Linked DNA regions of Homo sapiens: region 1 is linked to region 2. A link is a loop called in an ENCODE intact Hi-C map of the cell type or tissue named here. Cell type or tissue: GM12878. All regions are shown on one strand. Links, peaks and the distances in the headings refer to the core of each region. The heading gives the core; the rest is flanking DNA.

The links. Peaks named below come from ENCODE experiments on the same cell type or tissue, not always from the same donor. Only the 100,000 strongest peaks of a DNase experiment are listed, where the experiment ranks them.
Region 1: a loop joins it to region 2, with 3.0 times the contacts of the local background. A loop is called at or near these places in 8 of 110 quality-filtered maps.

The regions. Positions count from the first base shown.
Region 1 is chr5:146,653,573-146,670,025 of GRCh38, reverse strand. All of the region lies in intron 5 of PPP2R2B (protein phosphatase 2 regulatory subunit Bbeta), which reads left to right. It also overlaps the pseudogene RN7SL791P. Among named protein-coding and RNA genes, the nearest start is that of PPP2R2B-AS2, 99 kb to the right of the region's middle. In GM12878, for the core only: a CTCF peak has its summit at 7,692 (motif pointing left); a DNase peak (open chromatin) is centred at 7,680.
Region 2 is chr5:147,178,680-147,195,132 of GRCh38, reverse strand. It overlaps STK32A-AS1 (STK32A antisense RNA 1), which reads left to right. Exons shown (of 4, transcript NR_147190.1): 3 at 14,389-15,222. Among named protein-coding and RNA genes, the nearest start is that of STK32A-AS1, 48 kb to the left of the region's middle. In GM12878, for the core only: a CTCF peak has its summit at 6,116 (motif pointing right); no DNase peak of the experiment used is centred there.

The DNA.
Region 1 (16,453 bases), core at 6,732-9,231, 530 kb after region 2:
TTTGGTTATGATTCTGACATTGAGTTTACTGCAGAGAGAAACCTGAAGCTAGCCTTATTTTCCCTCTAATACAAGAGGAATTCATGTTTAAAGATCTAGATAATCCATAAATCTTCTTTATACTGGAAATATAGTAACGTCACCAGAAAAAAATGCCATGGTATTGACCATTCTCTGTAAGGTTCAGATGGTATTTGAATCCTAGTTCTGCTGATCCCGAGGACCTCATGACTTATTATGTCATTTAACCTCACTGAGCCTCAGCTCTTTAAAGTCTGTAAAATATGTATGGTATCAACTATGCAGGATTTTTGTGAAGCTTAAAGGAGGTAACGTATGTAAAGCATACAGGGGACAGTAAGCACTTTTTAAAGGGTCATTAAAGTGGCAGTTTTACAGAGGTTAGGTTCCAAAGTCGCCCCATAAAGCAAGCACCAGGTTTGGTAAAAATACTCTTGAAAAATCCCATAAATCACCCATAAGATTTGTTTGTTTTTATTAACTCTATATAGAATAATATATACATATAAATATATAGGATATAAAGAATAATGTAGAATATAAACTATGCAAACAATATGAGGGGCCATTTGTGAAAAATATACTTCCTTAAACCTTAGTAACTTATTCAACATCCCACGATGCTCAGAGATGAGATCCACCCAGACCATTGGTCTGAAGAAAGAGCAGATTAACTCCCCTCCCCCATCTCATACTCCCTGGGACCTCTGACCCATTATTTAAATTTGCTTCTTTCCTTTTTTCATATTATTCTAAGCATATATAGTTGAATTCACATATTAAATGCATATGTGATACAATTCAGTACATAATTGTATTCCTAGATTAGAGGCAAAATAAATACTAAATAGAATGTAAAATAGGTGGAAGTCAGGTACCATAATTTGATGTTCAACTACAGTGATTTTAAATGAACTGCACATTTGTTCTCTTTTCCCTCTCTATGATTAGTTTTCCCTTCTTTTTAGGTTTTCCTTTCCTTTCTGTTAGCCTCAGAGCTTGATGGTTTTTTAAAAAGGTCCTCTGCTTTGGCTATTGGAGAAAATAATTTATATTCCTTCCTTCAGGAAGAAAATGAATTAATGGAGTCTACAGTCCTCAAAGGCAATAACCTCTGTCCATGCCACCCGTGCCCTGCTTCCTTCCATTCTATGGCAATGCAGTTCACAACATTTGGGGGCAAAGAGGTCAGAAAGCAGTACAGAAATGGATGACAACCTTGAAAACTTGAAGGGAATAGATAGGATTCAGAGTTCTAAAAGGACAGAGCATAGTGCTGGGACATGTGGGGAGAAAACTCAACAGTTCATGTGTAGAAAGTGGAAACACAGCCAAAGTAAAGTTGCAGAAAAAAGATCTCAGGGTTTTAGTGAATAACATGAAAGTGTTACTTAAAAGTAGACCAGGCATAAGTCACCCCAAATAGTGTGTTGTTCCAGAAGAAGTAATTACGTAATTTTCTTCAGTTCAGGATAAATTCTTACTCTAATATGGTTTGAGGATCTAGTTTTTAAAAAGAATGTGATTGCCATGAAAAGGGCTCATAGCACTTCTAAGATTGGCAGGGAAGTGGGGGGAAATTATGAGGGAGAATTACATAAATGGGTTCATTGCCTAAAGAAGATTGAAAGGCAATTATAACATTCCAAACAAAATAAAATTTCTAGCTAGGGAATAGTGACCACTTGTGCTTTGCCCTCCTTATACAAGACACTGTTAGAAATCTAGATTAAAACACTAGGAGCTCAAGTTACAAAATGATTCCAGGAGGGTTGTCAAAATAGTGACAGGTTGAAGAAGGAAGCTAGAGAATTAATCGTTTTCTTTAGGACTCTTAAATGTATCCAATTATTCTTCATCACAGTGGGTACATATAAGAAAGGAGGAATGAGATGAGCTCTGTTAACTGCAGCAGTCAGGTTCTGGGATGATTTAGGGATATGGATGGGTGGATAGAAGTGAGGTGAACAAAGGAATATCCTAGGAAAAGGTGTGGATGTGATTACGAATATGGGATGTCCAAGGGACAAGGATGAGACCCAATTACAGGGCTCTGATGCTTCCTTCTTCCCACTTTGTTTCTCTGCCTGCTTGTTTCCTTCTCTCCTTTCTGATAGCACTGAGCAATTGGGCTGAAAGTGTTATAAAATCTGGGCTGGAGTGACTCATTGGAGGCCATATTCAGACTGGTAAACAGATGAAGTCATTGGTAAAAAGAGGAGAAAGGGCCAGACATGCAGAGAGAAGGCGTTTAAGAGACCAGGTGGCCCCTAAGCAAGACAGACAAAGAGAGAAACAGAAAAACAAAGCACATTTTTCGAGGTTCCTAACAGCTTGCCAAGTCCCTGTTCTATTTCATATGCTCCATTTCAGTCTCGATGATCTGTAATATTTTTCTGTACTTCAGTAATCCTTTTGGGTTTTTTTTTTAAGTAAGTTTAGGAAGGTTTCTGTTCTTAAAATCTAAAGAGCCCAGACTAGAATATTACTTCACCTCCCTGCTTTCTTCTTTTTCTCCATTCTTATTTCTGAAAGCTTGGCATCTTTTTATTCTATAGAGTCTTATTTCTGCTTCTTTTCTCAGATACTCTCTTCTCTTGCTCATCCCATCCTGTTTACTTTTTATCTCCTTTGTGTGTGTGTGTGTGTGTGTGTGTGTGTGTGTGTGTGTGCGCGCGCACGCCTATTCCTGCTGTCTCTCCTTGGAACCAGCAAACCTTCTTCTCTGGAGTTATTTCATCTTCATCCACTTCATATAACAATTTATTTTCTAGAATCACTACATTCAAATTCAGCTCAGCCATTGAGGAAGAGAAGATTTACGGTCTCTCCCACCCTCATGCCTGAATTCAGAACATTGCCATTGTCTTCTCCACCTCCCTAACTCATTTGTTCATCTTCTGACCAATAGCCTTTATTAGACAGAAAAATCCAATTATCCAGAATCTACTGTTCAGTAGATTCCTACCACCATCTCCCACATTCACACACATACCATTTCCTACCTCTGCATTTTAAGAGAAAGCAACAGATCTAGGAGGAGAGGTTAGGAAATCACATTCAAGTTCAAAACAGTCAAATAGTATAGAATAGATTCAACTTGGTATATTACTTCATTTGAAAAAAGACCTGGGAATTTTACTTGATGACATGATATGGACGATTACAAAGGGAAGTCTGTTTTAACATACAGAAACAGAAAGCACATGTCTTCTTTGGAATAATAAATGCCTGTGCTGGTAGATTGTGTTCAGTGAAGCAAAGCATTTGTGGAGGCCAAGTGGCCTGAGCTCACCATTATTGAGGTGTGAAGATTGGAGGCTGAGTCTTGGTATAATCTATGAAAGTGGAGAGGAGATGGGTTGAGAGCTGTCCTCAAGTATCTGAAGTGCTGTTGTGCAAAGAAAGGGAATGGGCTGACTCCCTGTCCACTCTGGGAACAGGTGGACAGTTCAGTAAAGCAGATATTAAGCTCACAGGAATGAGAAAGTTGTGCTCATTAAAGATGCTTAAGTTTTCCCAAGAAGAGTCCAGTGCAGACTGAAGAATCTTAAGAATCCTGCCCTGACAAAACATTAAACATGATGTCTTCCCTTCCTTTTCTTACAAAAGAAATGCTTGTTTATAGCATCCAGTCAAATAATACTATATTTACGGTTCCATATCTCAGGGTAACTAAGGTTGCTAGTTTGGTGTATGTCTTTCCATACCTTTCTCTGTATCTATGAATACATATATTAACATTAATGAATGAACAGATATGACTTTGTTTTGTTTACAAAACTGAGATCACACTAGACATATTACTCAGTAATATACACATCCCTCCAGGCCAATTTACCTTCCTTGAAAGAGCTGCAGATATTCTAAAGCATAGATAAGCTATGACATTAAATCATTTCTCCATTGATAGATATTCACATTGTTTCTAAATTTTGCTATAACTAACAATGCTACAATACGTGTTCTCAGACATACAGCCATACCTTGTTTTATTACATTTCGCTTTATTGTGCTTCACAGATAGTATGTTTTTTACAAGTTAAAGGTTTGTAGCAACACTGCAACAAGCAAATCTATTAGCACCATTTTTCGAGCAGCATGTGCTCATTTCATGTCTCTGTGCCACATTTTGGTAATTCTTGTAATATTTCAAATGTTTTCATTATTATCCTTGTTATAGAGATCTGTGATCATTAATCTCTGATGTTAATGTTGGAATTCTTATGGGGTGTTTTGGGTTTCTCATTTTAAATCAAAAGCTAGAAATGATTAAGCTTAGTGAGGAAGACATGTCGAAAGCCAACACAGGCCCAACACTGGGCCTCTTGTGCCAAAGAGTTAGCCAGGTTGTGAATGCAAAGGAAAAGTTCTTGGAGGAAATTAAAAATGCTACTTCAGAGAGCACACAAATGATAAGAATGCAAAATAACCTTCTTGCTGACATAGAGAAGGTTTGAGTGGTATGGATAGAAGATCAAACCAGCCACAACATTTCCTTAAGCCGAAGTCTAACCTAGAGCAAGGCTCTCTCTTTTGTTCTATGAAGGCTGACAGAGGGGAGGAAGCTGCAGAATAAAAAATTTGGAAGCTAGCAAAGGTTGGTTCATGAGGTGTAAGAAGCCATCTCCATAAAATAAAAGTACAACATGAAGCAGCAAGTGCTGATGTAGAAGCTGCAGAAAGCTATCCAGAAGATCTAGCTAAGATCATGGGTGGCGGTGGCTACACTAAACAACAGAGCTTCAGTGTAGACAAGAGAGCCTTATGTTGGAAGAAGATCCAATCTAGGACTTTCATAGCTGGAGAGAAGTCAATAGCTATCTTCAAAGCTTCAAAGGATAAGCTGACCCTTTCAGTAGGGGCTAATGCAGCTGGTGACTTTAAGTTGAAGCTAATGTTCACTTACCATTCTGAAAGTCCTGGGGCCCTTAAGAATTACACTAAATCTATTCTGCCTGTGCTCTAAATGGAACAGCAAAGCCTGAATAGAGCACATCTGTTTACAGCATGGTTTACTGTATATTTTAAACCCACTGTTGAGACCTACTGCCTAGAAAACTAGATTTATTTCAAAATATTACTGCTCATTGACAATGCACCTAGTCACCCAAGAGCTCTGATGGAGAAGTACAAGGAGATTAATGTTTTCCGGCCTGCTAACAACATCCATTCTGCAGCCCACAGATTAAGGAGTCATTTTTGAGAAATATTATTTGAGAAATACGTTTTGAAAGGCTATCGCTACCAAAAAATAGTTCCTCTGATGGATCTGAACAAAGTAAATTGAACATCTTCTGGGACGCACTCACCATTCATTCTAGGTGCCATTAAGAACATTCATGATTTAAGGAAGGAGGTCAAAATATCAACATTAATAGGAGTTTGGAAACACTTGATTCCAACTCTCGTAGATGACTTTGAGGGGCTCAAGACTTCAGTGGAGGAAGTCACTGCAGTTGTGGTGGAAATAGAAAAAAAAAAAAACTAGAACTAAAAATGGAGCCTGAAGATGGGTCTTAATTGCTGCAGCCTCATGGTAAAATTTTAACAGATGAGGAATTGCTTCTTATGGATAAGCAAAGAGTGGTTTATTGAGGTGGGATCTACTCTGATGAAGATGCTGTGAATCTTGTTGAAATGACAACAAAGGATTTAGAATATCACGTCAATATTAATAAAGCTGTGTTAATAAAGTTAATAAAGCAGCAACAGTGCTTGAGCGGATTGTCTCTAATTTTGAAAGAAGTTCTGTGGATAAAGTGCTGTCAAACACCATAATATGCTACAGAGAAATCTTTCATGAAAGGAAGAGTCGATCGATATGGCAAACTTCATTGTTGTCTTTTAAAAATTGCAACAGCCAGCCAGGCGCGGTGGCTCATGCCTGTAATCCCAGCACTTTGGGAGTCCAAGGTGGGTGGATCACAAGTTCAGGAGTTCAAGACCAGCCTGGCCAAGATGGTGAAACCCCATCTCTACTAAAAATACAAAAATTACCCAGGCGTGGTGGCACGTGCCTGTAATCCCAGCTGCTCGGGAGGCTGAGGCAGAAAATTGCTTAAACCCGGGAGGCAGAGGTTGCAGTGAGTCAAGATCATGCCACTATACTCCATCCTGGATGACAGAGCAAGATTCCATCTCAAAAAATAATAATAAATAAATAAATAATAAAATAAAATAAATTGCAACAGCCACCTCAACCTTCAGCAACTACCACCCTGATCAATCAGCATCCATCAACATTGAGTCAAGACCATCTACCCGCAAAAAGATTATGATTCACAGAAGGCTCAGATGATCATTAGTATTATTTAGCAAAAAGTATTTTTTACTTCAGGCATGTACCTTGTTGTTTTAAACATAATGCTATTGTACACTTAATAGACTACAGTATAGTATAAGCATAACTTTATATACACTGGGAAACCAAAAAAATTTGTCCAACTTTATTGCAATATTCACTTTATTGTGGTGTTCTGGAACTGAACTTGCAGTATCTCTGGGACATGCCTGTATATTGTTATTTACGGATGTTTTTATAGGATGGATTTCATTAAAGTAAGGTTTACTAAGTTAAAAGATGTATATGTTATTTTAACAGCTACTTCCAGATTACCTTCTGAAAATCTTGTTGTAGTTTATGCTTCCATGAGTAAATGCTTGTTGTTTATTCCATCTCCAGGATAGAATGTTATATTTTTCTTTTTATACTTCCAACTGAGAGGCAGCATAGTATAGTGGTTTAGAGTTAGGACTCCCTTGGCTAGAAATACTGAGTACCTGTCTCAGCTCCAGCAAGTACTAGTTGTGTACTTTTAGCTAGGACACATTACTGCTTTGTGTCTCAGATATGCTGATCTGTAAAAAGAGGATGATATGAATACCTACCTCATAAAATTGTTATGAGTGTAAATGAATTAATAGTTTTAAGACTTATAACAGTGACTGGCATAGAGTAAATTCTTTATGCATAAAGGTTAAAAATTAAAAGATTCATCAGATTAATCTTTTATAAGATTAAAGATTTTAAAAATCTTAATTTACATCTCTTTACTAATGAGTTGGGCATATTTCTATCTATGTCTTGGTCATTTTCTTTTCCCTTTTTCTGAATTTTTCATTCCTATTTTTGCCCATATTTTTACTGAGCTGTTTGTCTTTTTACTAATTTTCATGAACTCTTTGTATATCATAAATAGTAACCCTTTTCCTGTCATTTTTATCTTCCATAAGTGATTTTCTTTTTATGATTATAAAAATAATCAGAATTTTTAAAATTAACATAAACCTTCAATCAGTATAGAACTATAAAAATCATTTTAAACCCATAGTCTTAGTCTATTTTGTGTTTGTATAATAGAATACCACAGACTGGGTAATTTATAAAGAAAAGAAATTTATTTCTCACAGTATTAGAGGCTGGAAAGTTCAATATCAAGGTGCCAGCATCTTGTGAGAGTCTTCATGCAACATCACCCCATGGCAGAAGCAGAAGGGCAAAAGAGCACCCCGGGGAGGCAGGCATCAGTTTTTAACAAGAGGTCTTATTTGATTCTGATGTGCAGCCAAGGTTGGGAATCAGACAATGTAACCCTGAAATGTCAATCTTAAGTCAATTTGTTTCTAAATCAAAGTGTTGCTAGTAATTACTACTGCCATCTGTTGGTGGGAGGCAGAACTGACATTCTATGGATATCTATGAAAGGCCATGTTTTTTAAATTCTTAGAAATGCATCTTTGTGTTTATCCAGACCTTTTTAATGTAAATGACTTCTCAGGTAACTTCCAGCTGTAAGATTCTTGAAGTTAATATCAAATTTGTATTTATCTTCTTGGTTCTGTATATTCCACGGTAATAAATGACAGAATGCAGTGTGATACTTCGGAGGCTTGGTCAATCCTCGGTGATCAAAGATTCAGTGATATTTATCCTAATAGTAGGAAAAAGTAATACTTCATCAATAACAGTTAAAAAACAGCAAAAACAATTTTTGTGCTTAATCCTAACCAAACTAACCAAAAATTAAACCACCGCCTCTCCCAATCCCACTCTCCCCAGCTATAAATGTTAATTGAAATTTTCCTCTACTGGGGTATTTTAAGATGTCTCTTTTTTTCTTGTGGCATTACACAATGTAAAACATCAAAGGAAATAACAGGAAAGGCAGTGAACAGGGAAACACACTTTGAGAAATAGTGATATTGGCATAAAAAGTAAGTGTCTGGGGAAAAAATAAGATAAAACTGGCAGAATTACAGGTTTCTGCATGAGTTGGTAATTAGCGAGTTTATCTTCTGAGAAAAAGGTATCTTTCCTCTCCTTTTTATAGTCAGGCCAAAAGAAGTCAATGACACAAAGAGCATGAAATTTTTTGCCATGCAAACCATTTTTGATGCACTGAATTTAAAATATATACATTAATTCCCCAGGCAGCTTTTATGCATTTATTATTCTTACAGCTGGCCATAGGGGATAAGTCTTTCAAATATATATTTTATATGTCTTTGAAATATAGATATTAAACATAGATATTTTATATATTTATGTATATATGTATATATCTTTGTATATGAAGTACCTTTTAATCCAAAACGTCTTCATGAACTGAAACTTATTGCTGGTCTATTGTAGAAGTTAGTACTTGGTTTCTTCTATGCACCCTAGATTTGGACTGTGTTCCAGGAGAGTGTCCTTAAGACTTGGGTTTTTCAGCCTTGGAACTGTTGACATTTTAAGCTAGATAATTTTTTGTTTCAGGAGGAGCTACCTTGTTCATCAAAATGAGTTTAGCTACCTCCCTAGCTCCTGCACACGGATGCCAGTAACATCCCCTCTATTGTGGCAACCAAAAATACCTCCAGACACTGCCCAGTGGCAAAATCGCTCCTAATTGAGAAACACTGATTTAGAGGATTGAATGCTTATGGCCCTGCTTTCGTGGGATGAATTGTCATTTCTTTAAAAACAACTTATCTGATTCCTCAGTCTAAGTTAGAGCCCCTATTTCTTTCTCTCATGAAACAATATACATCTCTTTGTAGCATCAGTGACAGTTTATAACAATGTATTTACTTAGAGACATTAATGTCTTTCTTCCCTGTTAGACTTTAAATTCTACCCCTTAATCTCTTTTGTTCACTGTGTACACATACTACCTAATACAGTGATTGGCACTTAATAAATGTTTGTCAAATGAAAGAATATAATTCTAAGATATTTAATGACCTGAAACACAAAGCCTGACTTGGTTCAAAGAGGTTTTTCTTCTCAGGCTTATTTCAATCTGTATGACAAAGCCAGTAAAAGAAGAAATTAGGGACATATTGAGGCTGTTGAAGGGTGTGAGCAGGGAAATCTCAAAATTATATTATTTGGATAGGATTCCCAGGGGGTTTTGGCGGGGTGCTGGTGAGTGGCAGTTTCATTCTGGAAACAACAGCTCTGATATGTCGCTGTAAGCCAGAGCCAGCCTATCACTCCTGCTTTCTGAACACCATCCACCATTGATCCATGGAAGAAACAGGTTTTTTGACCAAAGTGAGGTTTAACGCTCCACTAATTCTTTGAGGGAAAATGCCCCAGGACCAGGAGAAATATATCTATAGAAAATAAACATCAGTATAGATAGCACAAGAGGCCTTTAAATGCTTCTTTTCACGTTTTTAAAAAATGGAATTAAGATGCATATTTTTTAAAATGAAAAATGACTGGCATTCTTCCTACTGAAAATGAAAAGTAATTTAATTTGTTAGTGGTTTATTTTATTTGACAGTCATTGTACATACTCTATTTGGTTTGTTACACTGAATTACCCTTCAATAATGGGTACACACAATGCCAGACTCTGCCCCCCAGGTTGCTTTGATAATTGGATGAGCGTCCATATTGTTCAAGATTTTCATGACAATGAGGACGGAGCTATTTGCAAAACTCCTAACCAGGAGAGCTTTCAGCTTTTTAAATTCTCAATAAAGTTAATCTCTATCCAATGACCAATCATTCCCCTGGCTACTTTTCCTAAGCAACCTTAACATTATATAATCATGACTGAATTCCCTTGGTGGATGGAAGAGATGCTAAAACCTCATAGTCAATATAGAAAAGTCAGAAAATCTTCCCCAAGCAATCTTTCAGAATGGACCATTTTTCTACAATTGGAAGTTAATGGTAAGAATGCTAATAATAGCTACCATAGGGGCTGGAGCCAGACAGCTGACATCCAGGGACAATTCTACCCCTTGGCAACAATATGACCTTGGGCAAACTTCATGACCTGTGTTGCTTCAGGAGTTACATCCATAAAATGACAATGATCTTAGTACCTACTTCATAAGGCCATTGTGAAGATTCAATAACATGATGTGCATAAATGATTAGCACAATCCTGGCACAAATCATGTCTCCATAAATGTTTCTTCGTTAGATGGTATGTGTCAATCGTCATGCTAAGTTCTCCTAACAGTGCTACTGAAAATGTTACATATCCCCAACGTTAAGGAGGGGAATACTGATATCAAGAAAGACTAAGCAGCAAACCCAAGGCCACATGGTTGGTAATTAGCACAGCCAGGATCCAAGCCCAAGTCCACATAACTCTAAAAACCCTCTTATACCATTCAAATTGTGTGCTTGTGTACCTCCAGAAGAATTTTGAATAGCTATGTACTTTCCTGAGCTTTTTAAAGTAGGTAACTAAGCATTTCCATTGTAATGTTAAATAATTGCAGAAAATGTGATTTCAAAGTATTTTAAACATTGGCAGTTTAAAATAAAGCTTTTATATCATCTTTTGGTTGCATCCAGTGGGATTTAAATACCTCATTACTGGATACTCACCAATACCCACTAAAAGAATATGTGAACAAATTTTTTTTAAGTCAAAAGCTTCATATTATTATTTTTTCTTCTTCAAACATCTATTTTTATTGCATTTCCCCTAAATCATGTTAAAAGGTTTTTGATCATTTCTATGACAAATATAGATGTAAATAGACTTTTTCTTTTATGAATATATGACTGTAAGACTTTAAAATTATCTTCTGGGTTTAGTTGTTGCTTTGACTATTAATAGAACACAATACATCAAAACAGCATAAACATATAATTCTGACAAATGATGAATAAATATAAAAAGTAACATTTTATTAGAAATGCATCTCATAATGATCTGGGGATGGGGGCGTCTATGCGGCCTTGATTAAAAGTATCATGCAAATGTCCCTCTCAGGAATGTTTATGAATTGCATAGTACACCTTGGTAAGATTCAGGATAAGTTAAAGTACATCTTCTATATCTTTCTTTTGAAAAAGGAAGAAGGAGAACCTAGGCTGTGGGTACTCCTGAGAAGATCTGATTTTAGGAAGGAGAACATGGAAGTTAGGAACGAAGAAATGAATTTCCTTAAAACTTTTTCACATAGTTCTTAGGAAGTCATCCACCACTGCTGTTCCTAGGGGAATGGTATTCTCATTGAAGACGGCTGCTCTGTACCACTGAGCTGTATTCTTTGGAATTAGGATATTTATAGGAGGACCCAATGCTCTCCCATTTTTATGACAACTTACTCCCTCTTCCTTGAAAATGAAGTCTGGGTCCCAGTTGTTACTAAAAAGTCATGAAGGCTGTTTCTTGAAGGAAGCCCAGTGAAAAGGCAAGGTGATAAATTTGAAGCGAGGCCGGAATCTGGAATTTCCAAGCCCCTCTGAGAGATTTACCGTCTAGTGCCTCAAGATGGGATAACATATTCACCCTCAGATTCTCCACTGGGCCTCAAACCTGTGGTCCCAGAGCACCAGGGTCAGGGTTTCCGTATACCTAGGATGAGGTGGACACCCAGGACTTCCGCTCTCATCTTTGTCTTTTCTAGGTCAAGCAGCCTTCCCAAAAGGGGTGGTTTGAGTAAGAAGAAGGAGGGGGTTACATATTGCCTACCTCCTCTAAGCTTCTCAAGGATACTCTGTGTGGCAACTTCTCAGCATGTAGTAGATGCTCAATAAATGTTTGTTGAAGGCCTTATCTGGGGCCAGTGTGTGGTTATAACCTTCCTATGTGCACTTCCTAATTGATGATACAGAACCCACCAAACCCCATGACCTTGATATATACTGTCAGTCTAAATGTAATCTCAATTATTTGGAGAGGGGAATGGGGAGCATCTGTTGAACACTAACAAGGAGATATGGAGCAAGTGTGGATTTAAATTGACAGCAATTTTTTCAAAAGACCCCATAATGTTGATTATGTTGTACGTATCATAATGAGCTGGGGATGGGGTCGTCTATGGGGCCTTGATTAAAAGTATCATGCAAATGTCCCTCTCAGAAGTGTTTATGAATTGCATAGTACACCTTAGTAAGATTCAGGATAAGTTAAGGTACATTTTCTATATCTTTCTTTTGCAAAAGTAAGGAGAACCTACCCTGTGGGTACTCCTGAGATCTGATTTTAGGAAGGAGAATGTGGATGCTCCTTCCATAACATAATTGATTATGCTTGTACGTAACAAGCAATGGTATTCAAAGGTTTGTCTGTTCACCTCAATGAGATTTGACCTAGAGTTACTAAACAGCTAAAATCCATCCACATCCTACAGACAGACATCTCTCTTTTCTTCCTTCTCCATGACTTCATCTTTTCTGTTCTTTATCTCCTATCTGGCCATCTCTTCTCTCTTCTCCGAGTCTTGCCTTGAATCTGTCAATTTACTGAGCTACTGGAGGTTGCCATGGTAAACACAGCTGTTGTTTTTTCTCTGTGAAAAACTCCTCTCATGAAGGCGCATTGAGGGGAGTCCTCCCCATGGCCTCCCCTTGCTGTGCCTTTTCACATATGTTTTTTAAAGTGGAGGCTTCAGGGGCTTCCTGTTTTCTAGGGCTCTACTCTGCTTTAATTGCATGTCTCTGAAGCAAGGCACTGTGACCCGCCAACCCCCACTTAGGTGTCATGGAAGATTGTGAAGAATCGCTGGTGTGGTCACCAAATAAGCCAAATGACAGCAACATTCATTTTGTTAGTAAATGCGTTCTGGGAAGTTAAAGATGATCTGGTATTTCCCAAGAGGAGAGGCGGGAAAGATAATAAGAACCTGAGGGAGGAAGACTCAAAGCGGGTGAGCAGAGACAGAAGGAATGGTGAGGGAGGATAGAGTCCCATATCAGGCAGCTACTCACAGGTAGCCACACCTCCCTGAGCTTTCCTCACCCGCACAGTGAAGGTGGTGATCCGGCCCTGACTACTGATCCAACATCTTCTCCAACTGCCATGCTTCCTTACTCACTCCTCTCCAGCCATAAAAGCTCTTTGCTGACAGGTACATGGCACGTGCCTGTAGTCAGCTACTCAGGAGGCTGAGGCAGGAAGATCACTGGAGCCTAGGAGTCCTGGGCTGTAGTGCCCTATGCTGTTAGGATGTCCACACTAAGTTCACATTAATATGGTGGCCTCCCGGGAGTGAGGGACCACCAGGCTGCCTAAGGAGGGGTTAACCTACCCAGGTCAGAAACAGAACAAGTGAAAACTCCCGTATTGATCAGTAGTGGGATCGTGCCTGTGAATCACCAGTGCACTCCAGCCTGGGCAACATAGCAAGACCCCATTTCTTACTTAAAAAAAAAAAAAGCTCTTTGCTATTGTTCCTCCTGTACTCTGAGCACACTCCAACCTCAGTGCCTTTGCATTTCCTGTTCCCCCTGGCTGGAATGCTCCTCCCCACATTGCTGCATGGCTCCCCCTCTCACTTCATTCAGGTCTCTGTTCATACCCCACTCCCTCAGAGAGGCCTTCTATGACCACCCCACCTCAAAGAGCATACCTCTCGCTTGCTAGCCCCTTACCCAACTCAGGTTTTCCTCATGTACACATACACACAAGAACTTATGTACCACAGAGAGTTCACTGTTGTGGCACCGGTCCCTAGAATATGTCTGCTATTGAGGAGGGATTTAATAAGTATTTGTTGAATGAATAACTAAATCACTGACCTCACCCCAGAAGCACAGTTACCCATCGTTATGTGTATACTTTGCTGTCTCTCCTCTGAGTTTGCACACTGCTGGTCCCTCTGACTGAAGCCCAGTTCCCTCCCCTCCCTACCCCCCACCTCTCTTTGGGGACCTCCCACCCACCCTTCAAGCCCTGCCTAGCTTGGTAGTCTTCTCCTTTCTGAGGTCTGCCTTGGGATCCCCAGGCAGGACCCGTTTGGTTCATACGGCCTGGGCAGTGCCTGATGACCTCCATGGCAGCGTGATCGCCCTCGCTGAAAGATCTATTTACTTGTCTGCCTCCCAAGCATCTGAGTGTGCCTTAAGCGACTAAGGGTATAGACTCCTGAGTCAAGGAGTGGCAGGAGTGCCAGGCCTGAGTACTCGCCCTGCCTCAGACTCACTGTGAGCCTTCAGACAACTTCACCTTTCTGCCTCAGCTTTCTCATCTGTGCAATAGGGATTGTAACATCTACCAAGTTAATCATAGGATAGCGATGAAAATTCACTGAGGAACTGCTGAAGTGTTTAAAAAACTCTGAGCAGTCAGTTGGGGAAGAGGATAGACTGAAGGCTGTGCGATTTGAGGTGGGATGGTCACGGAAGGCCTCCCTGAGGGGGTGACATTTGAGCAGGGACTGATTGAAGTGAGCGGGGAAGCCGTGCCACTCTCTGGGGGGGAAGAGCTTCCCAGGAATATTACAACTGAAATATATCTCTGTAAGCTTTATTGCAGATTAGATTCAGGCTGCTCTTTTGGGGCTTGGGACATTATTCGGTTGATATTCTAATATAATACTGGGTGTCCAGGCAAGACACAGTGCTGGGATGTGCGTCCTTTGAAAGCAGCCTAGGAGAATGAGCTGAAACTCAACCAGGGTCAGAGAGGAGGGTGAAGCACCTGAATCGGGGGACATCACTGAATTCCAGCTGCTCAACACAGAACCACCTGCAGACAGGCCAAGGACTGACCGCTCAGAGGGCCAAGGACTGACCACTGTTCACTCAGCACATCCCTTGTCTCCGCCTTGATCCTAGCCCCATCAATTACTCTGCCAACATGGCTCAGACAAGGTTTGAACTGAGTTAAGACGTCCTGGCCTGATCTGAATTTTGTCTGGCTCTGCTTTTGTCATTTGGCAAAAGGGCATTCTGGTCCTGTGGAGGATGGCTCAGGCAGATGGTGTGTGGGAGCAGAAGTCTGGGACAGGAAGCAGAGACCTAGGCTGTGCAAGCAACCCCGGAAGGGTGACCATGGACAAGGTGCTTAACCTCTCAGACCTCAATGACCTCATCTGTAGATTTCAAGAACTACCCTGGCTACTCACTTTCATACTTTGCTTATCCACAGAAATAGTTCTTTCAGCATGATATTATTGAGGATGCAAGCATATAATACCAAGAATAATGAAGGAGGAGAGGCCTAGACACTATGGCCTCCCACTGTAAGACTCCCACCACACACACAGATGATGTCCTAGGAAGAGGCTCTAAGGCAAAATGTTCCCTGATTTGATGTCACATCCATACACCACAGAGCCTTTCCAAAGTGTTAGGTTAAACCGCATGAGATTGCTGATATTTCACAATTTTTGACTTGCAAACATGGCAGTTTTGTATTTCAACCTAATAGTTTCATTCACAGTAGTGGCTAGGTGTGCTCATTCAGGAACCAAATTAACTGGCTTCAGATCCTAGCCCCCAGCTTATTCTTTGTGTGACATTGGACTGGATACTCCACCTCCCCCCACCTCCCCTGTAAAATGGGGCAAACAGAGGAATCTTCCTTGGAAGGTTGGTTACTGAGGGCGCTGGAGGAGATAACACCTTGGAGTTGGGTGGGGCAGGGAGTCAGGGGTTCTAAACTCAGTGACTGGCACAAGAAGCTCTCCGTGTATGTTTCCAGAGACAACCTTAACAATTGACTGTGGACCTGACTCAGGGAATAGTGTCCGGATCTCCTTCCTGCCTGGCCTTAAAGGGAGAATGTGGCCAGAGCAGATGAAAAACACAGTCGCAATGTGGTTTCCTAATCGGTCCATCGTGTCCTGCTTGAACCACCAAACTTCCCTCTTTCTCCTTGTGAGGGGAGTCACTGGGCAGCAGACAAGCCTTGACGTAGGCCTGGGACTGATGTTGGAATACCACGAGCGGCATTCAGCTCTCCATCCCCCCTGTCTTATCTGAGCAAAGCATTAGAGGCTCCATCCCCAGATACCTACACGGAGCCCTTCCCCATTAAGTAGTACATCATGGAATATGTCAGCCTAAATTAGCAGGCAGGCCCATCACATTAAGCTGAAGCTGTGGGCTGGCAGCTCCCACTCTGTAATGCCTCTTGTTCCTGGCTGCATGCTCCCTCCCATGTCGCCACAGCCACAAGAAATCTCTGCAGACAATGCACGGTAACTGAGGAGGCCCGGGGAAGAGTTTAGGAGGAGCCACAGG
Region 2 (16,453 bases), core at 5,104-7,603:
ATTAGGAGAGATACCTAATGTAAATGATGAGCTCATGGGTGCAGCACACCACCATGGCTCATGTATACATATGTAACAAACCTGCACGTTGTGCACATGTACCCTAGAACTTGAAGTATAAAAAAAAAAGAGGTGCAAGGGAACTGTTTGCTCTCTTTTTTGCCCTTCTGTCCTTTCTGCCATGTGAGGACATAGTGTTCATCTTGTCTGGAGGAAGCAGGGTTCAAGGCACTATCTTGAAAGTAGAGACCAGGCCCTTACCAGACACCAAACCTTCTGGCACCTTGATCTTGGACTTCCAAACATGCAGAACTGTGAAAAGCAAACTTCTACTATTTATAAATTACCCAGTCTATGGTCATTTATAGCAGTGGGCATAGACTAAGACATCCTCTCTTGATTCTTTACAATGTATTCCCCATATAATAACCAGATCACTCTTAAAAATAAAAACCAGATTATATCAGTCCCCTGATTAGAATCCTTCAATGATTTCCCACCTTGCTTGGAAAGCAATCCAAGGTGATTACCGTGGTTTACTAGGTTGGATGAGATCTGGCTCAGTGAGGTTGCCCTTTGTCTGCTGCTCTATGCTTAATGTGCTTCAGCCACACTGGGCTGATTACTGACTCTTGTCTGCCCAGAGCCTTCATACTTCACAGCGTGTGCATTTGCAGTTCCCTCTGCCTAGCATCTCCTCCCTCTGACCCTCACACAGCTTCTTCCTCAGCAGCCAACTCTCCTAGTACAAAGAATTTCCATGGCCATCCTGATTAGCGTAGCCCTCTAGCACAGGCCCCTTTCACTATAAAATTGGTTTATTGCCATAATGGCACCATTTTTAGCACTCAGTCCAAACTATTTTGTTTAACTATTTGTTTCTGAATTTATTGTCTAACTTCTCCAATGAAAGATAAACTCCTTGAGAGCAGGCAACTTGTCCTCCTTTCTCACCACTGAGTCCCCAGCAGCTGTGAGAGTACACGGCCAGTAGTACTCATGCAATAATTATTTGCCGAATGAAGGAAGGAATGAATGAATGAAGGGTACAATGCCAAGCACTCTGAAATGGTTATAATAGCTTTTTGGGTCAGAGTTTCCCCTGCTGGAGAGACAGAAAGAAAAGGAGTAGAAATTGCTAAAATGTATGCTATTGTGAAAGAAAATGGAATTTTTGAAACCCCAAAATCACTATGCCAAAGGAAATGTTAAACTGGGGACTGGGTCACACAACGTTGCCCTTATTTCTTTCCTTCCCCAAAAGAGAGCTGTAATTTCACAACCCTGTGTCATAGCCTCATCCATAAGCCAGGTTCCTGCAACTAGGGAAGGCCACATATCTCTCCAGATGGCCTTCCTCACAAATTACTCACAAGGAAATTCCTTATGGTCCCTAAATCTTTCAGGATACATATTCTATCTATAAACTATCCCTAAAACCAAGTTCTGTTGAATCTCACCCTGAAATTGCCCATTACCAGCTTATCTTCACAGGTACAGGACAAGGATGAGAAGAGAAATCATCCTTCTGCCTACCCTGAGATGGATGCATAATTGACTTTTTCCTCTACTCCCCTTATGCAGATTTACTGAGGCTAATCAGAGCCTCACAAGAATGTAAGCATTTGCCTCACTGCTTCCCTTCCCTTCCCTCTCTTTTTTTCCCTTCTGCTTGCTCTTTCTCCTTTAAATACTGAAGCTCCTGAAACCCTATTCGGAAAAGCACAAGTCACAGATGCTCCTGTGGCCTGTGTTTTTCCCTCAAACATTGATTACAGTAATCTCTATCCATTGAGACATCAGTCTCAGTCACTTTCTGGTTAAGACTATCAAATGGTGACACTTCACCAGTGGGAAGTAGAGCCTGTCAAGAGAAAAGAAGGTAAAGAAACATTTTTATGTTCACTCTACTAACAGTCAAGCTGGGATCCAAATCTGAGGCTTTGAAATGCATTGTCTTTTTGTTGTACAGCACTGGCTGTAAGTGGCCAGGTTTCTTTCACTTAAGACATTGTCTTATAGCATAGTGATTTATATTATTCCACAATTATGTAAAATGTCATCAACTCTCAATGGATTATTCATGGTGTTTGAGAACCATATTAATTTTAATAAATATTATACTTTTCTTCCTGTGAAATTATTTCAAGTGATTTGCCAAACCATGGGTCAGTATGCTTATTCCCTGATGAAATAAGGCTATATCTGTAGTAAATTTCCTATATTCTGGACCACAAAGACATGTGATGAGAAGATGGGTAAAAAAAAAAAATGCGTTTGATTGGAAATAAGAAACTAATTCTGGGAAACAAATTTAATTGCCTGATTGGAAACTATCCCAGATTTTTAAAAGTTACTCTTTAAAATAAAAGGATGCTCTAAGAAATTAGATGGCTGTGTATAAACCATGGATGATTTCACCTGTCATCTCAGGAAGGACAACCACTGTTGTGTAAGAGGTAAATACACTCCCTTCAACTGTGAAGTTCTTAATTCAGAATCACAGCCAAGCAAATGGTGTCAAAATCTACAAATGAATCCAAGTACTCACTGGGCAAGAATTGTCTTTATGTGTTCTATTGTTCGTATTATCAGCTCTTGTCAGTTCTATTGTGCCAAGTATTTTGCCAAGTGCTTCTGATATCATCTCATTTTGTTCTCATGGCAACCCTATTCTCCTATTTAATCTACTAAGAAACGGAGTCTTAGAGAAGTGAATTGACTTGCCCAAGGTCACATAGTTAATAAAAATCAAATTTTAAAAACCAAACTTTAAGTGGTTCCATTATACTCCCTACCTTTGAGGAGCACTGTAGTATGCCGTGTTCTCACAGTTGAGGAATGTGCCGAATCTTTTAAATGGAAAAAAAAATCTCATAGCTAGTTCATTTTTCTGCTAATGTTGCTTATTATAGGCAAAAACAGAAATCTAGTATATGTTTCTTATACTTACAGTTCATATGAACTCGGGGACTGAAGTGGCCATTCAAATATTCAACAAGTGCTGATAGTGTTTTAGTATATTGAAATGAATTTAAAAATTTTAAAAATGTTTAGAGAACTTGCAGACCTCAAAAGTATGTCCCTGGACATCCCAAGAACCTGCGGATTCCAATTTGGGTAACATCTTCAGCTGATCTGTTGGAATTGAAATGACAACATTACTGATTCATTAACTGTGTAAATTGGGTACAAGTTACTTAATTCTCTGTTTCTCCATCTATAAAATGGGAATAAAAAGAATGCTGCTCTCCTAGAGTTGTGAGGATTGAATGACAATGTATGTAAATTGCTCAACCCATAAGGTAGTTTAAGTGAAAAGCTCTATGAATATTTTCTGTATTATTCATATGATTATTAGGTAATTATGGTATGCTGAGTGAGGAAAGCAGAGATGCAGGCAACTAAAATTACCCAGGGAAAAGTACTTTGTATCTTTATATACAAAGTGCTCTTTGAACATAGACAAGACCTTGATAATAGCAAATTTAAATAGCTGGTAAGTGGCAAAGCTGGGATTCAAACCTGGGCAGTCTGGCTCCATATGTTGTGCTTTTGAGTTCTAGAAAGAGATTTAAAAGTTAAGTAGAAGAGAGGAATATCATCAGCAGAGTTGGTCCATCTGACTGTAAAACCCACACACGTAAGCACTGTGCTGTGTTGTCTCCTCTAGCAAATGCCCCGGAAGCCTCAACTGTAAAAGCCCCATTCAGTCTTGGGGCATCTTTTCCTGGCAAGTGCTGCTGTTGCTCTGGGGTTCCTCCCACTTCATACATCATGCATTTTCAAAGGAAAATAGTACTCCTGTGTTCATACTGATGCAAATCACTTCGTCCCAGCATGAGCAAGCAAAAGGATCTAAACTGGTCTTCCTCTGCCCCCTCAGAAGAGATGATTAGTTCCAGCACAAAGTTACAAAAGGGAATGAGTTGTCAACATTTAAATATCAGCAGATTTTATATAACAATCCAGGTTTCACCATCTCCTGAAAAATCTGAGTATCTACCAACCTTGAGCCTCATACCCACATGACAGCAACTGAGTGGAGCTGAGCAGCAAAATGAGTATGTGAACTACATGTTGCCATAGCCTCCTTCTTAAAAATCTTCTCTGGCCTTCAGTAGTAGCCTGGTTCACATAGGCATGAAGCATGAGACTCATGGAAGGCACTCCATGGATGTCAGCTGCTATTATTTAGGCTTTTGTTGTTATTGTCTGGCTCATATCCCCCGTGTTTTATCAGAGCCTGAAACTCAGGAAGTGTGGTAGTTTGCAAAAATAAAAATTGCCACTAATTTCCCCTATGCTTGCATGCACCCTCCTTTGCAATATGATTTTGCTGCTCCTCCAAACAAGATGGGGGCCCATCTCTCCATCCTGTGAACCTGGGCTTGGCCATGTAACTTGCCTTGGCTAATGGGGTATTGGCAAATGTGTAGTAATCAAGTGCTTGGGGGTTGGGGCCTGCTGCCCTGTCTTGCTGGTGGAAATTCTTGGCCACCATATGATAAGCCCAAAGTAGCCTATTGGAGGATGAGTGACCATGTGGAGGGAGGGCCCAGCTATGCAAGCAAGGCCATCTGAGATCGATGGACCAGAGGAATTAATAAGCAACCCCTGGAATCAGGACAAGTAAGAAGTCATTATTGTTCTAAGCCACTAACTTGTGAGTTGGCTTTTACACAATAATAGCTAACTGACATGAAGACAAAGGCTTATTAATGCCTCTATACAACAGATGCTGCAGCATAAGTGGTGGTTTTCTGGATAGTCTTTAAATTAGTCATTCTCTCCTTACAAATAAGGCCTAAAACAAGTTGACACTTCTGTTTCAGTTTTTATTCCACTCTTATTGAATGAAAAAAGGACAGAAGTAAAAATCAATAGTAAGAGAATTTTTAGGGTGTTTTTATAAGTGGAGAATGAACATTTAGGTAAATATACAGAAAGCCAAGTTAAATATACAGAAATGGTACACAGCCATGCACTGCATAATGACAGTTTAGTCAATGACAAAAATATATAACCCATATACAAGAAGGTTCCCATAAGATTATAATACTGTATTTTTGCTGCACCTTTTCTATGTTTAGGTATATTTAGCCACACAAACCCATCGTGTTACAATTGCCCATGGTATTCAATGCAGTAACACGCTGCTTAACAAGCTGGTCCAACCCGTGGCCCATGGGCTGCCTGCAGCCCAGAACAGTTCTGAATGCGGCCCAACACAAATTCATAAACTTTCTTAAAACATTATGAGGTTTTTTTTTGTGATTTTTAAAATCTTTTTATCTATTGTTAGTGTATTTTATGTGTGGCCCAAGACAATTCTTCTTTTTCTGGTGTGGCCCAGGGAAGCCAAATGGTTGGACACCCCTGCTATAGGTTTGAAGCCCAGGAGCAATAGGCAATATCAGATAGCCTGGGTGTGTAGTAAGCTATGCCATTTAGGTTTGTGTAAGCACATTCTAGGATATTCATACAGTGTTGAAATCTAAAGACACATTTCTTTAAACATATCCCTGTTGTTAGGTGACATAACTGTAAACTTTCTGTAAATATGCAGAAAACATTAAGGTAAATATACAGAAACTTCTTACAGAAGTAATAGAATATACGGAAAATGCACATCATCATGTTCCTTGATAATTTTCCCAATTATGAAGACTTCATGTGCATATTAGTATTTTTCACAAAGTTATCACGATGGCAATAAATGGCAACAATGAGAAGAAGAAGAGTTTCTATATTGAGCTCTTACACACCCAGCACTTTTCTAAGGACTCTTACATAGATTTTTTTTCTTTAGTCCTCAAAACAACCCTATAAGGAACGTCTTATTATTGTGCCCATTTTACAGTGGGGGAAAATGAGTCTCAGAGAGATGGGGGTAACTTCAGAGTTCCAGAGCTGGGACCTAACCTGCAGTTTTGTTAAAAGCCCATGTTAACATCTACACTTTACCATTTCCTTGTGATAGCAGTCATAGCGTCATATTAATTAAAGGGTTTAAAGCCTCTAAAGGATGACCTGAATTTGAACAGAAGGATTTTCGCATTTCTTTCATCTGTTACGAGCTCCCTTTGCAGAGCAGAGACACTTTTATTTCTATCCACCAGGGGGCAGTCTAAGTCAGAGTTTGATTCTGAAATCAACAGCTCTGAGCGTTACTTGGCCGCGCCTTCATAGCTTCATTTCTATCGTTGTTTTGTTTTATCTTGTTTTTCATTTTAAAATGCCTTGAGATTCCCCAGCTTTTCAGGACACTATTCTTTTTCAACCAGCAACGTGAGCCGTGGAGACATTGCTGGATAAAATGCCAGGATACTTGCTTACTGTGTGTTCCTGCATTAGTGACCCTCCAACCTTCGGAATCACTCCGCTTGCGGCATCAGATTGATTTTGACAATGAAATGATGAGGCTGGGCAAGTTTTAGGGATTACTTCGACTCTCACAATCTACCACTTCTAGTGTAAAAGTCGGTACGAGTCTTAACACGGTACGAACAAGGGGGTGCAAGAAATGTTACATTTGTTGTTCATAAATCAAACTGTGACTAAGTTCCCATCCTGCCAGATTGATGAGAAGTGTACTCTGTCATTATTGAAGCTCCGCCCCCCCAACTCTCCCCACCCCAATTACAAAGGTGCCAAAGAGTCCAGAAGGTGCCTGTTCTGGGAGCCTCTGTCCACACTGGGTACCGAGGGATGTCCATTGTCCAAGCCTGTCTGGTCTCCTGAGATCAAGCACCTGCTGCTGTGTTTCTTGCCTGAAGGACCCTTGCCTGTGTTGGGAGTCTAGGCCCCTGTTTCTCCAGGTATGTCTCCGAGTCAGGAAGCCTTTGATCAACAGCAGCAAAGATGTATTAGAGACGATAGCCTTTCTCTGGCTGTAGTAGTCCCAACTACTTGGGAGGCTGAGGTGGGAGAATCACTTGAACCAGGAGGCAGAAGTTACAGTGAGCCAAAATCGTGCCGCTGCACTCCAGCCTGGGTGACAAAGCAAGACTCTGTCTCAAAAACAAAATAAAATAACCCAGTTTGGGGTATGTCTTTATTAGCAGCATGAGAACAGACTAATACGATAAAAGCCCAAATTTTCACTCAAAGGAGAAAGAAGGAAGAAGAGAGAATGGGGAGGGAGGGAATAGAGGAGAGCTGTCCTCAGCGACCTCTACTTTACCTTTGCAAAAATTCCTAGGAAAAGGAAACACAAAGGGCCTGGCTATCTTCATGGAAGGGAGAGAGAAATCATGAAACAAAACATATTGATGTTTAAATAAATAGTGCCCAGCCACTTCATAAGTCAAGAGCCTTGAGACTAAAACAGACAGTGTCTTGAGCTATATTTATTTTTCACAGTCTTATAACCAAGATTCCACTCAATGCCTATTGGATGGTTAATTTTCTTATTCATTCTGAAAGAGAAGAGGAATAATAGGCAGGATTAGTTTTTGAAACAAAATGACCAGTATTGAAGCTGAAAGCGAAGCATAGCTGTGAATCCTGGTAGCACAGCTTTCTGGCTGTGAGACCTTGGAGAATACTGACTCTTCCTTCTTCAACATGGAGGTATATAAATTCTGGATCTAGTTTAAAGGGATTTGCTGATTGCTTGAAATTGACTCAGTATCCTTATTACCTCCCACCCCCAGGGGAGGCTGCAGACACTTTTATGGAGTGCTACAGTCAGGCTGAAGAGAGCCTTGGTGATTCTCTCCTCCTTTGTTGTGACCCTTTCTGCTCTGTTCCTCTGTCCACATATCCAGACCTCCTGGCCTACGCTTGGTCCTGGGGGATTGATGCTTTTCTGGCCCTCTGCTTTATCTCTGAATACAGCCATTTGAATCCCATGTGTTATTCACTCTGTAATCTGAGATCTTGCTCCAGATTAAAAAACCATAACCCATATTCAAAGCCTCAAGGCCCCCAAAATTGTCCATTAAACAAAACAAATGTGTACTGTACCAAGGCAGCTGTACTAATGTACATTCCTATTAGCAGTGCATGATGGGTACATGAAGGACCTGCTCTTGTCCTTGAAAATATTTGGTACCCACGGACTTCTAGTCTTTGCCATTCTGGTGAGTGTGATACTGCTTTTCAGCGTGTGTGTGTTTTATCATTATGGTAAAAAAAAAAAAAGGCATAATATCAGATGTGTATGTACCCTTTTAACCCTTTTATGTGCATACTGCATTTTGATCATGTTTTTTAACATGAGTATCCTGATTGCTAAGAAATTTAGCATTTTTTAAACAAGTTTACCTGGTTTTCTCTTCCGCAACTGGCCTGTTCAAAAACGTTTCCCATGTTTCTGTTGTGTTGGGGTTTTTTGTTTATTCTTTTTATTGATTTATAAAAATTCCTTATATGTCCTAGATACTAGTCCTTTGTCAAATAAATGGGTGATAAATGTATACTTCTAGTCTATAGCTCTTTTCATTTTGCTAATTGAACCTGTTGATGTAGTTTAATATGCTGACTCTCTTTTTTGTTTTTGAACTGTGTTCTTTGTATCGTGTTTAGGAAATTTTTTCTGCACTGAAAAACTGGGTGGCATCAAATTTTAAAGAGCTTTGCCTCCCCTGAAAAGACATTTCTAAGATGTTTTAGCTAATATTCCAAAAATTGACAATGACCACCTTAAGAATATTTGTTGTGTAAGTGCTAAGTCAACTAGGTATTCACAATAAAGACAATAAAGTTAGATTCCTACTTTGCACTATACTTAAACAATGCCAGGGACTTGAAAGTGCTATATGTGAGGGGAGCAAAACTTAGTAAAATATATAGAAGAAAACCTCTCATTTTTCTAAAAGTTTTTCTTTAAACTTAAAAATTAAAAAAAAAAAATTGTCGGCTGGGCGGGGTGGCTCATTTCTGTAATCCCAGCACTTTGGGAGGCCAAGGCAGGTGGATCATGAGGTCAGGAGATCGAGACCATCCTTGCCAACATGGTGAAACCCCATCTGTATGAAAAATACAAAAAGTTAACTGGGTGTGGTGGCATGTGCCTGTAATCCCAGCTACTTGGGAGGCTGAGGCAGAAGAATCACCTGAACCCGGGAGTTGGAGGTTGCAGTGAGCCGAGATCATGCCACTGCACTCCAGCCTGGTAACAGAGTGAGACCCCATCAAAAAAAAAAAAAAAAAGAAAAAGAAAAGAAAAAAAAAGAAAACAAATTTGTCCCCCTTCTATTAGTCAGAAGGTATGACCTGATATTGTAGCTGCAATGAGCAAGTGTAACAGAGCAGAGATGGTGACAGAAGTGACTGCACATGTGTCTGTCCACAGGTCAGGGCCAGATCATAAAGGGCTGTGGTGTTGGAATGTTATCAAGGATAATAGACAGCCAGAGAGGCTTTACATAGCAGAGTGATGTGATTATCAGATTCGCTTTAAGAAAGCTCCAGCATCCTACATAAGGCTAGCCAGTTTTCCCAGCATCATTTGTTAAATAGGGAATCCTTTCCCCATTTCTTGTTTTTATCAGGTTTGTCAAAGATCAGATAGGTATAGATGGGTCGTATTATTTCTGAGGACTCTGTTCTGTTCCATTGGTCTATGTCTCTGTTTTGGTACCAGTACCATGCTGTTTTGGTTACTGTAGCCTTGTAGTATAGTTTGAAGTCAGGTAGCTTAATGCCTCCAGCTTTGTTCTTTTGGCTTAGGATCGACTTGGCAATGCAGTCTCTTTTTTGGTTCCATATGAAATTTAAAGCAGTTTTTTCCAATTCTGTGAAGAAACTCATTGGTAGCTTGATGGGGATGGCATTCAATCTATAAATTACCTTGGGCAGTATGGCCATTTTCATGATATTGATTCTTCCTATCCATGAGCATGGAATGTTCTTCCATTTGTTCATGTCCTCTTTTATTTCGTTGAGCAGTGGTTTGTAGTTCTTCTTGAAGAGGTCCTTCACATCCCTTGTAAGTTGGATTCCTAGGTATTTTATTCTCTTTGAAGCAATTGTGAATGGGAGTTCACTCATGATTTGGCTCTCTGTTTGTCTGTTATTGGTGTATAAGAATGCTTGTGATTTTTGCACATTGACTTTGTATCCTGAGACTTTGCTGAAGTTGCTTATCAGCTTAAGGAGATTTTGGGCTGAAATGATGGGGTTTTCTAGATATACAATCATGTCATCTGCAAACAGGGATAATTTGACTTCCTCTTTTCCTAATTGAATACTCTTTATTTCTTTCTCCTGCCTGATTGCCCTGGCCAGAACTTCCAACACTATGTTGAATAGGAGTGGTGAGAGAGGGCATCCCTGTCTTGTGCCAGTTTTCACAGGGAATGCTTCCAGTTTTTGCCCATTCAGTATGATATTGGCTGTGGGTTTGTCATAAATAGCTCTTATTATTTTGAGATACGTCCCATCAATACCGAATTTATTGATAGTTTTTAGCATGAAGGGTTGTTGAATTTTGTCAAAGGCCTTTTCTGCATCTATTGAGATAATCATGTGGTTTTTGTCTTTGGTTCTGTGTATATGCTGGATTACGTTTATTGATTTGTGTATGTTTAACCAGCCTTGCATCCCAGGGATGAAGCCCACTTGATCATGGTGGATAAGCTTTCTGATGTGCTGCTGGATTTGGTTTGCCAGTATTTTATTGAGGATTTTTGCATCGATGTTCATCAGGGATATTGATCTAAAATTCTCTTTTTTTTTTGTTGTGTCTCTGCCAGGCTTTTGTATCATATGTAGAAAGCTGAAACTGGATCCCTTCCTTACACCTTATACAAAAATTAATTCAAGATGGATTAAAGACTTAAATATTAGACCTAAAACCATAAAAACTCTAGAAGAAAACCTAGGCAATACCCTTCAGGACATAAGCATGGGCAAGGACTTCATGTCTAAAACACCAAAAGCAATGGCAACAAAAGCCAAAATTGACAAATGGGATCTAATTAAACTAAAGAGCTTCTGCACAGCAAAAGAAACTACCATCAGAGTGAACAGGCAACCTACAGAATAGGAGAAAATTTTTGCAATCTACTCATCTGACAAAGGGCTAATATCCAGAATCTACAATGAACTCAAACAAGTTTACAAGAAAAAAACAAACAACCCCATCAACAAGTGGGCGAAGGATATGAACAGACACTTCTCAAAAGAACACATTTATGCAGCCAACAGACACATGAAAAAATGCTCATCATCACTGGCCATCAGAGAAATGCAAATCAAAACCACAATGAGATATCATCTCATACCTGTTAGAATGGCGATCATTAAAAAGTCAGGAAACAACGGGTGCTGGAGAGGATGTGGAAACATAGGAACACTTTTACACTGTTGGTGGGACTGTAAACTAGTTCAACCATTGTGGAAGACAGTGTGGCGATTCCTCAGGGATCTAGAACAGAAATACCATTTGACCCAGCCATCCCATTACTGGGTATATACCCAAAGGATTATAAATCATGCTGCTATAAAGACACATGCACGTGTATGTTTATTACGGCACTATTCACAATAGCAAAGACTTGGAACCAATCCAAATGTCCAACAATGATAGACTGGATTAAGAAAATGTGGCACATATACACCATGGAATACTGTGCAGCCATAAAAAATGATGAGTTCATGTCCTTTGCAGGGACATGGGTGAAGCTGGAAACCATCATTCTCAGCAAACTATCCCAAGGACAAAAAACCAAACACCGCATGTTCTCACTCATAGGTGGGAATTGAACAATGAGAACACTTTGACACAGGAAGGGGAACATCACACACTGGGGCCTGTTGTGGAGTGGGGGGAGGGGGGAGGGATAGCATTAGGAAGAATACCTAATGTAAATGACGAGTTAATGGGTGCAGCACACCACCGTGGCACATGTATACATACGTAACAAACCTACCCGTTGTGCACATATACCCTAGAACTTAAAGTATAATAAATATATATATATTAAAAAAAAAAAAAAAAAGAAAGCTCCAGCAGCAACAAGGTGCAGACACTGGACGAGAAACAGGAGTGAGAAACAATGGTGAGAAGTCTATTGTGGTCAGCAAGGTGGAAGTGATGGGGCCCTGAATCTGGGCAGTGTCTGTTGTGATGGGCAAAAGAAGAAGTGGATTTGAGAGCCTTTAAGGACAGGCAATTGCTGGGAGCTAGTTAATGTAAATTAGCTTCTTCCAGACCACAAGAAATTGGCCACCAAAAATATAAAATTTGGGGTTGGGAGGCAAATGCAGAAACCCGAAGTCCTTATACGAAGTCAGCTCTGGGGTGGAATAAAACATTCCCATTTATCTGTTTTCTATTTCAAAACTCCTCTTTTAAGGAGATGTAAGAAACATCTATTTTTTGAGCATTGGCATACAATTCTTTGACAACAGCATTTTAATACTAAAAAGTAAGTTATTTACCTTATTTTACTAATATTTCTTGCTTTACATGTAAAAAGTAGAGTCTTAAACAGTCAGTGGCACTTCTCAGTGAAGGAAAAGGTGCTTCCGACTTACAAAGTAAGATGAATCCCAGAGAGCACAAGTCCATTTCAAGGAATTATGCCTAACAAACATTAATTTGTAAAATGCAGTACTAGGAAACATCTCTCCCCGCGTGCCCCAAAAGTCAACATGAAGTTTTAGTGCTTTAGGAAATGAGACAACGAGGCGAAGATTAGATTGCCTTTTCATATAAAGTAATTGGATGCAATAATATTAATGACTTAGGGATGAGACAGAGATTAAATATGCAAGTTTAAATGAGGATGTCCTAAAAATAATCACCTTCAAGAAGGGTGGAGGATCATCAGATGTTGGACAGAAACTGTCAAAAACTTGAGCATAATAATATAAATAACATTTTTTTTGAGACGGAGTCTTGCTCTGTTGTCCAGGCTGGAATGCAATGGTTTGATCTAGGCTCACTGCAACCTCCTCCTCCCAGGTTCAAGCGATTCTCCTGTCTCAGCCTCCTGAGTAGCTGGAAATATAGCGCACACCACCATGCCTGGCTAATTTTTATAGTCTCTAATTTTAGTAGAGATGGGGTTTCACCATGTTGGCCAGGCTGGTCTTGAACTCCTGACCTCAGGTGATCTGCCTGCCTTAGCCTCCCAAAGTGCTGGGATTACAGGTGTAAGCCACTGTGCCCAGCCCATTTTTTTAAGTTTTTATTACTTTTGATATCATCAGTGTTGTCCTATGACCACCCTCCCTTGCAGTGGACAATAGCTATTATGGTTTCAGGCTTCTCAGCTACATAGCATATAATCAATACGCACCTAATTGGTCCAAATTCAATTCAATCTCCTAGTTAGGGGAATACATGGGCTGCTTGTCTTAAGTCAAAGTTAACTGAAAGAATCACTATATTCAGGGGACTGAGATTACTTTGATTAACTTAGACCTGTCAGTGTCCACCCTTGAACCTGGGGATGAAGGCAGCTTAATCTTGTATTTGTTTTCATGCTGCTAATAAAGACATACCCAAGACTGGGTAATTTATAAAGAAAAAGAGGTTTAATGGACTCACGGTTCCACCTGGCTGGGGAGGCCTCATAATCATGGCAGAAGGCAAAGCGGAAGCAAGACCCATCTTACATGGCAGCAGGCAAGAGCTCATGTGTAGGGGAACTTCCCTGTATAAAACCATCAGATCTCATGAGACTTATTCACTATTATGAGAACAGCATGGGAAAACCTGCCCCCATGATTCAATTACCTCCCACTGAGTCTCTCCCATGGCATGTGGGGATTATGGGAGCTACAATTCAAGATGAGATTTGGGTGGGGACACAGCCAAACCATATCAATTTTTTTTTTTTTTTTTTTGAGATGGAGTTTCACTCTTGTTCCCCTGACTGGAGTGCAATGGCGCAATCTTGGCTCACCACAACCTCCGCCTCTTGGGTTCAAGCAATTCTCTTGCCTCAGCCTCCCAAATAGCTGGGATTATAGGCATGGGCCACCACACCCAGCTAATTTTGTATTTTTAGAGGAAACGGGGTTTCTCCATGTTGGTCAGGCTGGTCTCAAACTTCCGACCTGAGGTGATCTGCCCACCTCGGCCTCCCAAGCTGCTGGGGTTACAGGTGTATCAGTCTTAAAGTACAGGGCTGTCTGGGAAAAGGCTGGATACAAACAATGATCTGAGTCCTGCTATAAAGGAAAGTAGGGAATACATTATTAGTCACAGCCTTATCAGCACGAGTGGGAGAGACTTGGCGTTTTCTAATTGTTGATGCCAGATAAGGAAACTTAGCTGAAATATGGGTGTAAATATGAATCCCTTATGTCTTCATACTTTTCAAAGTTCTTTGACATTGAATCTCTTTGGTTCTTCACACAAACTGTTGCAGTTTTCAACAGAGAAAATATGATTCTCTCTCTTTTTTTTTTTTTTTTTTTTTGCAGATGGAGAAACAGAGGGAAGAAGAGACTTGGAATCACTCTGTCCTGGCTGTGGGTCTATGAAAAAGAATGTGGCCTACTGCTAAATACATTGATTTTGAAGCTAGATAGCTCTGGTTTTGGGGAGCAAGTGATTTGATCTCTCAGAGACTCAGCTACTTCATCAGTAAACAGAGATTACCATATCCACCAGTAATGGCTATAGGAGCAGTAATAGGGATGATATAGGTGAAAGCACTGATCACTGAATGATTCCAAAGACAGGTGCAGAGAGGTTCAGGCATCAGACAGGCTACCTGGATCCAAATCCCAGCTCCATCATTTACTACTTTCATGGCCTTTACAAACCACTAAACTTCTCTCTGAGCTTCAATTTTCCCATCTGTAACATGGGAACTAATAAAATGAAACCTTCCTAATAAAGTTGCCAGGAAGATTCATTGAGACATTGAATGTAAAGTATTTAACTCAATATAGAGCACAGGGGAGCACCAAATAAAATTCAGGTGTTACATTTTTAAGCACGTGTTCACCAAGGCTCCCAATTCAGGTGGTGAGGATTCTATGATGATCAATTCCTCCTAAGGTATTTGTAAAATGACCCACCAGATTACCAACCATTCCTGTATTTCCAGAACCCTTTGGAGTCCTTTATGTAACCTGGGAGAGCTGTTATTCTTTTTTCTTTTTGGTAGAAGTGAAATCCTGCAGGAAAACTTGCTCCATTTTGGTTATTTCTGTTATATCACAAGGTGGGCTGGATAGCAAGTTTTGGAAGCACTGAACACCCACACGGAGCTGGCTCCTCTCAGGCGGGGAGGCATCTTCACTAAGGAGGTGAGTGAAAAACATGACCCAACACAAATCATGCTTCAATTATATCCATTTCCTATAGTTGGGGGAAGGTTGCAGTGCTATCTTTTCCTCATTTGAAAGAGAAAGTAGAACATTTGGTGTGAATAAAGGCAGTGGCAAGAATGACATGTTTGGACAGCTATTTCACACTCTTGTTAAAGACATTAGCTTTTCTCCAGAATCAAAAGACAGAGTGGAGACCAGCCTTATGTCTAAATGTCAAAGAGCACCGAAATTCAAATGCAATTTTTTATGCTCAATTTATAGGCCTATTTCACTTTTTTGTCATCTGTTTTTAATTGGTAAGCTTACAAAAGATTGGGATATTGTCCTGTTTTAAAATTGTTTTCTCAACTAGGTCAAATGGTATTGTATACAGAGACGCAACTCTGAGTATTTTTCTGAGTCTATTTGCCTCTTAAAGACACATCAGGACAAGTGGACTGATTGTCAGTATTTATTACAAACATGACATTAGAAAATATTAATTCGGATTCATTAAGAGCTAATTATGTTCACTAGGGAAAATGGAGCAGAAAACACAAATAAAAAACTAAAAGCAATCATAATTCCAAACCAGCTGCTACAACTACCATAACATTTTCTTGTATCTCTTTCCACTCTTTTACTTTGCAGGTATGTTTTCATGATCATTGAGTTTTTTTAATGGGTGGTGCATGTGTGTGTTAGTATATATTTTATGTATATAAGTATATAAGTTTATAAGTATACAAGTATGCTTATATTTTAAACATCTTTCAATGATAGTATAAGCTTTTTCTCTTTAAAATTTATTATTACAAATACAATTATTCTGGACATACAAAAAGATACCAAGAGCTGTATAACAAACATGAGGTATCCACCACCATTTAAGAACAAATGTCATGACCAATCCCGTTGAATCTCTTCTCTGACTTGCAAAAGTAACTACAAATCTAATTTTGGCATTTATCATTTTTGTCAGGTATATATGCTTTTACTACAAATTTATGTTAGCTTAAGTATTTTTAGGATTTCCTCACTTGTTTTTGAAATTTTATGTAAATATTGTCATATAGTAGTTTTCCTGTAGTTTGCTTTTTCCCCCTCAATGTGATTTTTTTCCAGATTCATCTATATTGATCCCTACAGTTTTGGTTATTTTTAATGCAGTATAACATTCCATTTTATAAATATTTGTCACAAATTATTTGTCCACCCATCAGAGGAT